2 separate regions of the Homo sapiens genome follow, and region 2 is linked to region 1. A link is an interaction called in ENCODE POLR2A ChIA-PET data of the cell type or tissue named here. Cell type or tissue: PC-3. All regions are shown on one strand. Links, peaks and the distances in the headings refer to the core of each region. The heading gives the core; the rest is flanking DNA.

Evidence for each region. ChIA-PET counts read pairs that join two places held together with the same protein. Peaks named below come from ENCODE experiments on the same cell type or tissue, not always from the same donor. Only the 100,000 strongest peaks of a DNase experiment are listed, where the experiment ranks them.
Region 2: POLR2A ChIA-PET joins it to region 1 with 7 read pairs; 5 of 35 experiments call an interaction of 5 or more read pairs at or near these places.

Annotation. Positions count from the first base shown.
Region 1 is chr1:35,108,974-35,114,363 of GRCh38, forward strand. It overlaps ZMYM1 (zinc finger MYM-type containing 1), which reads left to right. Exons shown (of 10, transcript NM_024772.5): 7 at 1,321-1,474; 8 at 2,799-2,939; 9 at 3,114-3,157; 10 at 4,004-5,390. Among named protein-coding and RNA genes, the nearest start is that of ZMYM1, 32 kb to the left of the region's middle. In PC-3, for the core only: CTCF peaks have their summits at 3,888 (motif pointing left) and 4,092; a DNase peak (open chromatin) is centred at 2,328.
Region 2 is chr1:35,176,066-35,181,435 of GRCh38, forward strand. It overlaps a transcript of SFPQ not described here. Among named protein-coding and RNA genes, the nearest start is that of SFPQ, 14 kb to the right of the region's middle. In PC-3, for the core only: no CTCF peak of the experiment used is centred there; no DNase peak of the experiment used is centred there.

The DNA of each region.
Region 1 (5,390 bases), core at 246-5,245:
TGCTGGGATTACGGGCAAGAGCCACCACACTGAGCCTGATGTATTATTTTTTCTTTCTTTTTTTGAGACAGAGTCTTACTCTGTCACCCAGGCTGGAGTGCAATGGCATGATCTCGGCTCACTGCAACCTCTGTCTTCCTGGGCTCAAGTGATCCTTCCCACCTCAGCCTCACAAGTAAATGGGACTACAGGCGCACGCCACCACACTAGGCTAATTTTTTATTTTTATTTATTTATTTATTAGAGATGAGGTATCACTATTTTACCAGTCTGGTCTCAAACTCCTGGGTTCAAGTGATCCCCCCGCCTCAACCTCTGAAAGTTGAGATTACAGGCGTGAGCCACTGTGCCTAGGCTCTGACATATTCTGAAATCCAGGAATATTGGTTCCTGTTTGACTAGAAAGAATAGGTGGTGAGCATAATCTTTACAGTAATGCCTGCCTTTCAAAGTTTATATCCTTTCTTTTGCATGGTTACTACTTACTGAACTCACAGTACTCTATACTTTCTATTGCTTGTATGCTGCTTTCTTACAATATGCTTGTAATTTTTACCATGAAGTTAGCCTAGAAAAACAGTGATTCCCACAGTATCTTGTAAGGTATTTAAGTTAAGCACTCCTTCCTGGCTCCTCCTCAGCATCGGTAGACATCTTCCCAAGTTAATTCCCAAGCTACCATTGAGGACAGATCTATAACTATATAAGGCCTTTGTTTATCCAGTAGGCTTTGACTGCCTGAAATGAACTTCTGTGACCACTTTCTTCATTGCTTTTTTTTTTTTCCCTTGAAAAGGAGTTTCACTCTTGTTGCCCAGGCTGGAGTGCAGTGTCACAATCTCAGCTCACTGCAACCTCTGCCACCCAGGTTCAAGTGATTCTCCTGCCTCAGCCTCCTGAGTAACTGTGATTACAGGCGCTCGCCACTACACCTAGCTAATTTTTTGTATTTTTAGTAGAGACGGGATTTCACTATGTTGGCCAGGCTGGTCTCGAACTCCTGACCTCAGGTGATCTGCCTGCTTTGGCCTCCCAAAGTGCTGGGATTACATGCATGAGCCACTGCACCTGGCCTTACTGCTTTCATAGGTATTATTATTATTGCTGTTAAATATATCTGATAAATAATAAAAATCATTTTCAGATTTGCCAATATTCTTTTAGTTATTGCAATCTGTAGTGTCTTTTTAAGAAAATGTAAAAACTGTCTTAATTGTTATTCTTTTTAATATTCCAACTAAAAGCAGTGGTAATAGGTTCTTCTTCATTAACAACATATCATATACCAGGAATATGAATATTATTTTAATCTCTAAACAGAAACCTGCCAAACCACTTATATCTGTTCCTTGCAAACCATTGAAGCCCTCAGATGAAATGATTGAGACTACGAGTGATTTGGGGAAGACAGAGCTTTTCTGCTCTATTAATTGTTTCTCTGCATACAGTAAAGCTAAGATGGAATCTTCTTCAGGTAATGTTTGTTTAGCAATTGTAGGGGTTTAGTAATTATTAATAAATAATATTATTTGACTTTAATTTATAACCTTGATTCATTTTCAAATTAAACCGACTTTTAAAAGTCAAAACAATCTAAACTTGTTGCAAAGAACTGTTTTTCAGTATTTTTGTATAAAAGGAAGGCTACTTTACCACCAGAGATTTAATATTTGTAGGCCAAGCACGGTGGCTCATGCCTGTATTCCCAGCACTTTGGGAGGCCAAAGTGGGCAGATCGCCTGAGGTCAGGAGTTTGAGACCAGCCTGGGCAACATGTTGAAACCCCGTCTCTACTAAAAATACAAAAAAAATTAGCTGGGCGTGTTGGTGGGTCCCTGTAGTCCCAGCTACTTAGGAGGCTGAGACAGGAGAATCATTTGAACCTGGGTGGTGGAGGTTGCAGTGAGCCGAGATCGCACCATTGCACTCCAGTCTGGGTGACAGAGTGAGACTCCATCTCAAAAATAATAATAATAAAAATTAAAAGATACATGTCTTTTTTTAGATTATTTAGTAAATGAATATATGTATGTTTACATCAATATATATTGAGCACCTACTGCAAAACATGGTACATAGGAGGCACTTGGTCAATATAGAGTTTAATACATTTACAAGACTGCTTTTATTAGAATATAGAATGTTTTACTTAGCCCTGTTTTGTAAAAACAAGTTTTCATTACATTTTTCACATGAAATAGAAGTGATTGTAAATGCTTTAAGACTCAATAATAAAAAAGCACAAATAATCTGAGCCAACTAAGTATTCCATCAAAAAGCCTCATGTAGGACCAGTGGTGCTATTTACATAGACCATAGAGTGACTAATGCCTCTGGGATTTGTAAGTCATACAAACTGGCTTGTTACAGAAATTTCTGCAATAGTGGCTTGGGCACCAACCTAGCGCTCCATTGATGTTAAGGTTTATGAATCCTGGAAGAGTTTGAAATAGATGCCCATTAGGAGATTCAATCAGAATCTCTTTTCTTCATGAGTAATTTCACAGAAAAATTTGCTCATAATTTTAAACAAATTCTTTAAAAGGACTGGGAAATTGTGTACAAAGGTAAAAGACATAAAATGTTGGAGAAGTGTAAATTTTCAGTGTAATGTTGTAATTATAAATACGATACTAAAGAACCTGGCTATTCCTAAGCCCTAATAAAAATTACTTCAGTACCTACCAATTCCTTAAGCTATTAGATGCTTGCATTATTTCTTTAAACAGTATTACTAAACAGTACTTTCTGATGATTGATTTTGCCTTGTTTATAAGAAATCTTTTTATTGTTGTCAGTAAGTGTTGTTTCTGTGGTGCATGATACTTCAACAGAGCTTCTTTCTCCAAAGAAAGATACGACTCCAGTTATAAGCAATATAGTGTCATTGGCAGACACCGATGTTGCCTTGCCCATCATGAACACTGATGTCTTACAAGGTAAAAGTTGATGTTAAGATATTTGACATAAATATTGTTTTGTCATACTTGATAAATCTGTCTATATGCTAAATTTTCTTTTTGTTTCTTATATGAAATAAGCAAATATAGTTTATGATGCTATTTTATAGGTTATAGTATATAAGATCTTGAATTTATGCTCTATTTTAACAGATACAGTTTCTTCAGTAACAGCAACAGCAGATGTCATTGTGGATGTAAGTTTTAACTTTTTTTACCACTGTCTTTTTTTAATAAGCAGATTTTTGTTGTTGTTGTTGTTGAGACAGAGTCTCGCTCTGCCACCCAAGCTGGAGTGCAGTGGCGTGATCTCAGCTCACTGCAACCTTTGCCTCCTGGGTTCAAGCGATTCTCCTGCCTCAGCCTCCTGAGTAGCTGGGATTACCAGCGCCTGCTACCATGCCCAGTTAATTTTTGTATTTTTAGTAGAGAAGGGGTTTCACCATGTTGGCCAACCTGGTCTCGAACTGCTGGCCTCAGGTGATCCGCCCACCTTGGCCTCCCAAAGTGCTGGGATTACAGGCATGAGCCACCACACCTGGCCCAGATTTTTTATATATATATATAATATATACTATAATATATAAAAATATAAATATATAATATAAATATATTATAATATATTGTATATAATATAAATATATTATAATGTATATTTATTATATATTATATTTATATATTTAATATATATTTTATGTATTATGTATTCATATATGGGGTGTGTGTGTATGTTTGTAGATTGTTTAAACAGAAGTATTTTTTTCCTCTGGGTTCTTCTTTTAAAAAAATACTACACAATTTGAGTCATCTGAGCAATAAAAATTATTTTTATGACAATTACATACCAAAAGGTCCTTCAAACATTTAATGCTGAATCTAGATTGCAAATAAATAAGTTATACGTAATTGTTAACGTTTCCCCCTAGTGGAGCTCATACTGTAACTCAGCCATTTATTTTACTATGTTATTAGAGTAGATATATTTGATATTTTAATTAATTTTTGAAAACTGTTAAATGTTCTTTTCTCATTTTCTCCCAAAGCTTTCTAAGAGTTCACCTAGTGAACCCAGTAATGCTGTTGCTAGTAGTAGTACGGAACAGCCAAGCGTTTCACCATCTTCATCAGTATTCAGTCAGCATGCAATTGGTTCCAGTACAGAAGTACAAAAAGACAATATGAAATCTATGAAAATAAGTGATGAACTATGTCACCCAAAATGTACATCCAAAGTACAAAAAGTTAAAGGTAAATCACGAAGTATTAAAAAATCTTGTTGTGCAGATTTTGAGTGTTTGGAAAACAGTAAAAAAGATGTGGCATTCTGTTATTCATGCCAGTTGTTCTGCCAAAAATATTTTAGCTGTGGAAGAGAGTCATTTGCAACCCACGGAACTTCTAATTGGAAAAAAACCCTGGAAAAATTCAGAAAGCATGAAAAAAGTGAAATGCATTTGAAGTCATTGGAATTTTGGAGAGAATACCAATTTTGTGATGGAGCTGTCAGTGACGATTTATCTATTCATTCGAAACAGATTGAGGGAAATAAAAAGTACCTAAAGCTTATAATTGAAAATATTTTATTTCTTGGAAAGCAGTGTTTACCCTTAAGAGGAAACGACCAGTCAGTTTCATCTGTGAATAAAGGCAATTTTTTAGAATTGTTAGAAATGAGAGCAAAAGATAAAGGAGAAGAAACATTTCGACTTATGAATTCACAAGTTGACTTCTATAACAGTACACAAATTCAAAGTGATATTATCGAAATAATAAAGACTGAAATGTTGCAGGATATTGTGAATGAGATCAATGACTCCTCAGCATTTTCAATCATATGTGATGAGACAATCAATAGTGCCATGAAAGAACAGCTTTCAATTTGTGTAAGATACCCACAAAAATCATCAAAGGCTATCTTAATTAAGGAAAGATTCTTGGGTTTTGTTGATACTGAGGAGATGACTGGGACCCACTTACATAGGACTATCAAAACTTATCTGCAGCAAATTGGAGTTGATATGGATAAAATACATGGCCAGGCCTATGATAGCACCACTAATTTGAAGATAAAATTTAATAAAATAGCAGCAGAATTCAAGAAAGAAGAACCAAGAGCTTTATACATACATTGTTATGCACACTTTTTGGATTTATCAATAATTAGGTTTTGTAAAGAAGTAAAAGAACTCCGAAGTGCTCTAAAAACTCTCAGTTCTTTGTTCAACACTATTTGTATGTCTGGGGAAATGTTGGCAAATTTTCGAAACATTTATAGGCTAAGTCAAAACAAAACATGCAAGAAACATATATCACAATCATGTTGGACAGTCCATGATCGTACATTACTATCTGTGATTGACAGTCTTCCAGAGATTATTGAAACATTGGAAGTTATAGCAAGCCATTCTTCAAATACAAGTTTCGCCGATG
Region 2 (5,370 bases), core at 371-5,370, 67 kb after region 1:
AGTTGGAAATACAAAATGCTATGTCTGAAATCCAATCAAGATGTAGGTAGTAATTGCTAAATAACATGCTAATTTTAGAAATAAAAATTACAGTGAAGGCAAATATCTAAAATGGACCATAAAAATTGATCAGTAACTGAGACTGAAAGCAGCACTGCCAAGTCACAATAGGATCCTGAATTATACTTAATCTGGTTCTGTGTCTGTAATACAGACCATCTTTTTTTTTTTTTAATGTCACTTTGAATACGTTGAAGTCAGGTAAATTCTAGAAAATAAACGAGTACTAAAAAAACAAAAACAAAACCAAAGGATAATTAGGATAATGCCTTTATTAACGAGAATGAAACGTTCATTCCTCCTTCCACTCCTTCTCGTTGGTTTTCTGGACACAGCTCACCTGATCCTGCTAATTAAAGGGTATGATTACTCCAAAGGATACAAGAATCAGAGTTACCAAATTCTCAAACATAACATTATATAACTGTCAAGTGAACTAATACCAAAGAAATCTTATTAATCGGCCTGGCGCAGTGGCTCACGCCTGCAATCCCAGCACTTTGGGAGGCCAAGGAGGGCGGATCACAGGGTCAGGAGATCAAGACCACCCTGGCTAACATGGTGAAACTCTGTCTCTACTAAAAAATACAAAAAAAAATTAGCCAGGCGTGTGTGGCGGGCGCCTGCAGTCCCAGCTACTCGGGAGGCTGAGGCAGGAGAATGGCGTGAACCCAGGAGGCGGAGCTTGCGGTGAGCCAAGACTGTGCACCACTGCTCCAGCCTGGGCGACAGAGCAAGACTCCGTCTCAAAAAAAAAAAAAAAAATCTTTTAATGAATGAAAGAACATGGCATTAATTGTAATTAACAGGCAGGGCGGAGTGGCTCAAGCCTGTAATCCCAGCACTTTGGGAGGCCAAGGTGGACAGATCACCTGAGGTCAGGAGTTTGAGACCAGCCTGACCAACATGGTCAAACCCTGTCTCTACTAAAAATACAAAATGAGCCGGGCGTGGCAGAACATGCCTGTAATCCCAGCTACTTGGAAGGCTGAGGCAGGAGAATCGCTTGAACCCAGGAGGTGGAGGTTGCAGTGAGTCAAAATCATGCCAGTGCACTACAGCCTGGGCAAAAGGAGCGAAACTCCATCTCAAAAAATAAAAAATTAATGGTTCCCACATTAGTATTGTTATTTTTGTACCACCCAAGGGCCTTTCTGAAGACAGTTTAACAGACTAAGAATCATTTAACTTACCTAGAAACGTTGTCAGTCTGCTTGTGGCTTCCCTCCTTGATTGACTCACGCTGTGTGATGTCTTGAGAAGTATCTATCCACCTGTAACAAAAAATGTTAACTTGCTCACTGCAGCCTCAACCTCCCAGGATCAAGCGATCCCTCCCACCTCAGCCTCCAAGGGAGCTGGGACCACAGGCACACACCACCACACCTGGCTATATTTTTTTCTGTAGAGACATGGTCTCACTATTTTGCCCAGGCTGGGCTCAAGCAATCCTCCCACTTCTGCCTCCCAAAGTGCTAGGAATATAGGTGTAAAGCCACCATGCCTGACCTTCTCCTACATTTTCTTAAGTAAAAAAAGAATCATGGAGTTTTAGATGGAGTCTAAAATTGAATTGAATATTGACAATATGGCCTATTCCCCTTAAGTCAAGTTTTCTTTTCTGTTCTTCTATGACCGTTATATAACCATCCACTTTTTAAAAATTCTATTGTTTGACATTTTTATAATGCCTCTCACTTGCTTTCTCACATACATCCCTAATTTCCAAACAAAAATAAAGGGATATTATCTTAGAAACGGTAAACATCTCAAATATCGAAGTTTCACTCCACATATCTAAATGAAATTATTTAAATCAAACTCAAAAGCCTGTAGGGGTTAAGATTTCTAAAGGAAACTTACTTCATGTGAATGAGCACTCCAATATCAGCCAACATCAATCATTCTTACCTAAAGAATAATAAGAAAAAGTTAATATAAAAGACAAGGGTATAAAATAAAGGTTTGAAAATGCTAGTCAACTTCAAAATTTAAAGAGTAAAAATCCAGAGATAAAGATTGGGGGTAAGTTACAGCATAAAAAAATAGGAAGAAACTTCATGGTGGGGGGGAAATCTAAAATTATTCTTACATAAAATAAGTAGACACCTGAATTAGAATGAAAACTGTATTTTCTTTAAAATGTAAAAGCCTGACTCTCAGTTTCACCAGTCTGAGCACAAGTTTGACTGCAACCCAAAATATACTATCCCTTATGTGAAGGTATGTGACAACGTTGACCTCACCAAATGAGTTTTAACATCAGCTCTTTTTTCATATGAAAGCACATACCCTGCTCCCCATTCAAGTATGTCTTCCATTGTCAGGCAGGCTGACCACCTTCAGCAGGAGTCCTCCAAGAGTGCCCAACTCCCCTTCCCACAGTACACAACGCTGTAGTTGTTGTCCTGCAATCCTTTGTATTTACCTCATTCTTTCCCATCTAAGTCCTCACTGAGTTTTAAAGTTAGGGCTGGAAAAGCTATGCCTTACTGGGACAGCAAGGAACCAATTTTTTTCTGAGGGAGAAGACATTCACCTTCACTATATGCCTGGCAGGGCCACAGTGCACAAAACAAAGATCAGCCTTCATTCAAGTTCCAGGTTTTTCTTCCTCCCTGAATGATTACTGCAAAGGGTATATGAAGTAAGAGTTCCCTGTTGCACATGTACCATCCATAAGGGATACTATATCGTTTTGCATTCTTCCCCCCATTCTCCACATTGTCCTATCTTAAGTCCAAGCCCTTTTCACTCTCAAAAAAAAAAAAAAAAATATTTTTTTCAGCACTGGTGTTCAAAAGCAACGTTTTTATGGTTAATGGTTTACCAGCAACTGTTGAGATTTCCAGTTGAGTCTTAAAAATTGCCAATCATTATCTAGCAGCAATGACAGATGATTAGGAGCAGTCAAATCCTCTGAATTCTTTCCCTAATAGGCAGCCATTTGAGAACTGCACTAGCTGACATCACTAAAACATTATCAGCTAAAGCCAAAACCAAATAAAGGCCCAGACCAACATCCTGGCTCTCTAAAACCTGTCCAAAATCATTAAGTGAAAGGCAGTAAATGCAGGACTGTGGATCATGTCACTGCAGCTGACAATGATTAACAATAGGAGACATGCAACCCCCATTAAGGTTAAAAGTCCAAAACTAGTCACACGCATCTCTTTATTGGGGAAAAGTGAGACTATTATGCATTCTTGGTAGGTTTGCAACCTTGCATGAAGAGCACCCATTGCATTTCTTTCATCTTTCAGAAAGCACCGGTATCTGTTCCAAGGGCCTAACAGTACGAAAATACATTCTGGCATCACACCTCTGAACCCAAGACTGTTCTCATTAAAAATAATTTTGGTTTGTAACAAAATTATGAAATACAATGCAAGCACCTCGGTATAGCATTATTACTGAAACCACTTAATTCCCAGCTTTTTGAGTTTTTTAAAAAAACCCACTGCACTAAGATTCACAATTCATTGCTACATACAAATTAAAGCTAGTAAGAACACACTAACGTCACAAGTTTCTCATTCTAAAGTGCAAAAGCCTAATCATCTGAAAGTGAACAGGGTAAGGCAAAATTAACCCCCCACCCCAATAAAGTTCCTGAAGTCCATATATTATATACCAAGTACATTCTCTAAAAATTGTTACTGACTGGTAAGAAATAGACCTGAGTTTTTATTTCTAACACCCAATCACTAAACCACGGCAGCAAGCACTGGCCACCGATTTAATGGATTACGACACAGGAAACCCCATCAGGGTTCTATGTAATTTAGTGATACTCATGTCACTAATATTGAGCATTATACTTGATCTGCATTATATTGTTGATATGCAGAGGCTAAACTAGTCATCATTTGCTCTTTCATCTATCAGTAGAGTCCAAAGTTGTTTGCTTGAATGGACTACATGTTAAAGTACAAGTCTGTCCCCACCTTGTGAATTGCTTGCCAACGAGCAAGCTTTTTCTTGATACACAGAAGAAAAGTCTCATAGTCATGAAGTTTTCATCAGCATTTATGCAAAGTAAACCACTTTCCAGTTACAGAGCAGAAACATTATACATGAAAACTGTCTCTCATGCATGCTAGCTAAAACCAGTTCAGAGACCAAGAAGTTGAAGTGAGGTCTGGAACAACAGTTGATGCAAAGTCCTAAGCAACAAAAGTTGTGCTTTTGAAGACTTAGGTTTTCTTGTAAACATTTTGGACTATAACATCACATCCCTAAAGCTAAGGGAACCAAATTCAAAAAGCTACTCTGAACATATGCAGTCATCCTACAGAAACGACGATGTCTTATGATTGGGAATGATTCCCAACATGTATTCGACTGTAGTCAAGTCAATGTTCCACACCACCTTCCCCCAGGTTTAGAGTATAGACACATTTAGACAAGTCCCATAACTTGAACTATTCACATTAGATTCCCATCTAAGCCCAAGTTAGTAACAATGGTGTTTTCATGAAGCCCATGTTTTTAAAAATTTTAAATCGCATTACAAAAAAACCTGTACTTTTAGTTCAACTCAACTTGTAGAATTACCAAGATTGCATAATGAAATTACTGATATTGCCGATCTATGGGCAGGTCAGTTTGCTACAATAGAGACTAATTATCACATGCTATACGGTCCATGTCAAGGTGCTAAAAGCACCCTAGTTCCCAAGTATAGTTTAGTTCCCTCTCCCCCACACCACTGATGTGTTCCATGTTATCTTCAGTTACAATGCAACTAAAGGAAACCACACAACTGAGTCAGATATACCAAAGAATCAAGTTTGCACTTTTTATCTGAGAACTGCAACAGCACTGAATTCTGCCTGACAAATTACAGCTCTAACCCCACACCCACACAGTTTTGATGTAAGCTAGCTTTACCATACAAGTGTTAGGTGCTGCACTGTAATTTCATTGTCAGAAATGTGATGCCAGAATGCCCACGGAATAAAAGTACATACAAGTCACCAAGTTAGATTATATTGCTTGTTACCTACCTGTATGCAGTCGGCAATGAGAATCTTGGAGCAAGCAGGAATACTACATCCGGGTCCTAATGTCCATTGCCATTTGCGGTACTACGTTCCTCACAGTTACGCACTGCAGAAATGCTGGCTAAATGCAGTTATGTAGCAGGCCACTACTTTAATAGTGCATAATTGCAGTCCAAGAACACCAGAAAACATTCCGCCACAACTTAGTGGCTTGCCCAAGAAAAGCCAAGTATCTAAATTTTAATCTGCCATAATATGCCACTTAAAAATTGCACAGGCGTAACATTACAATTTCCCCATTTTT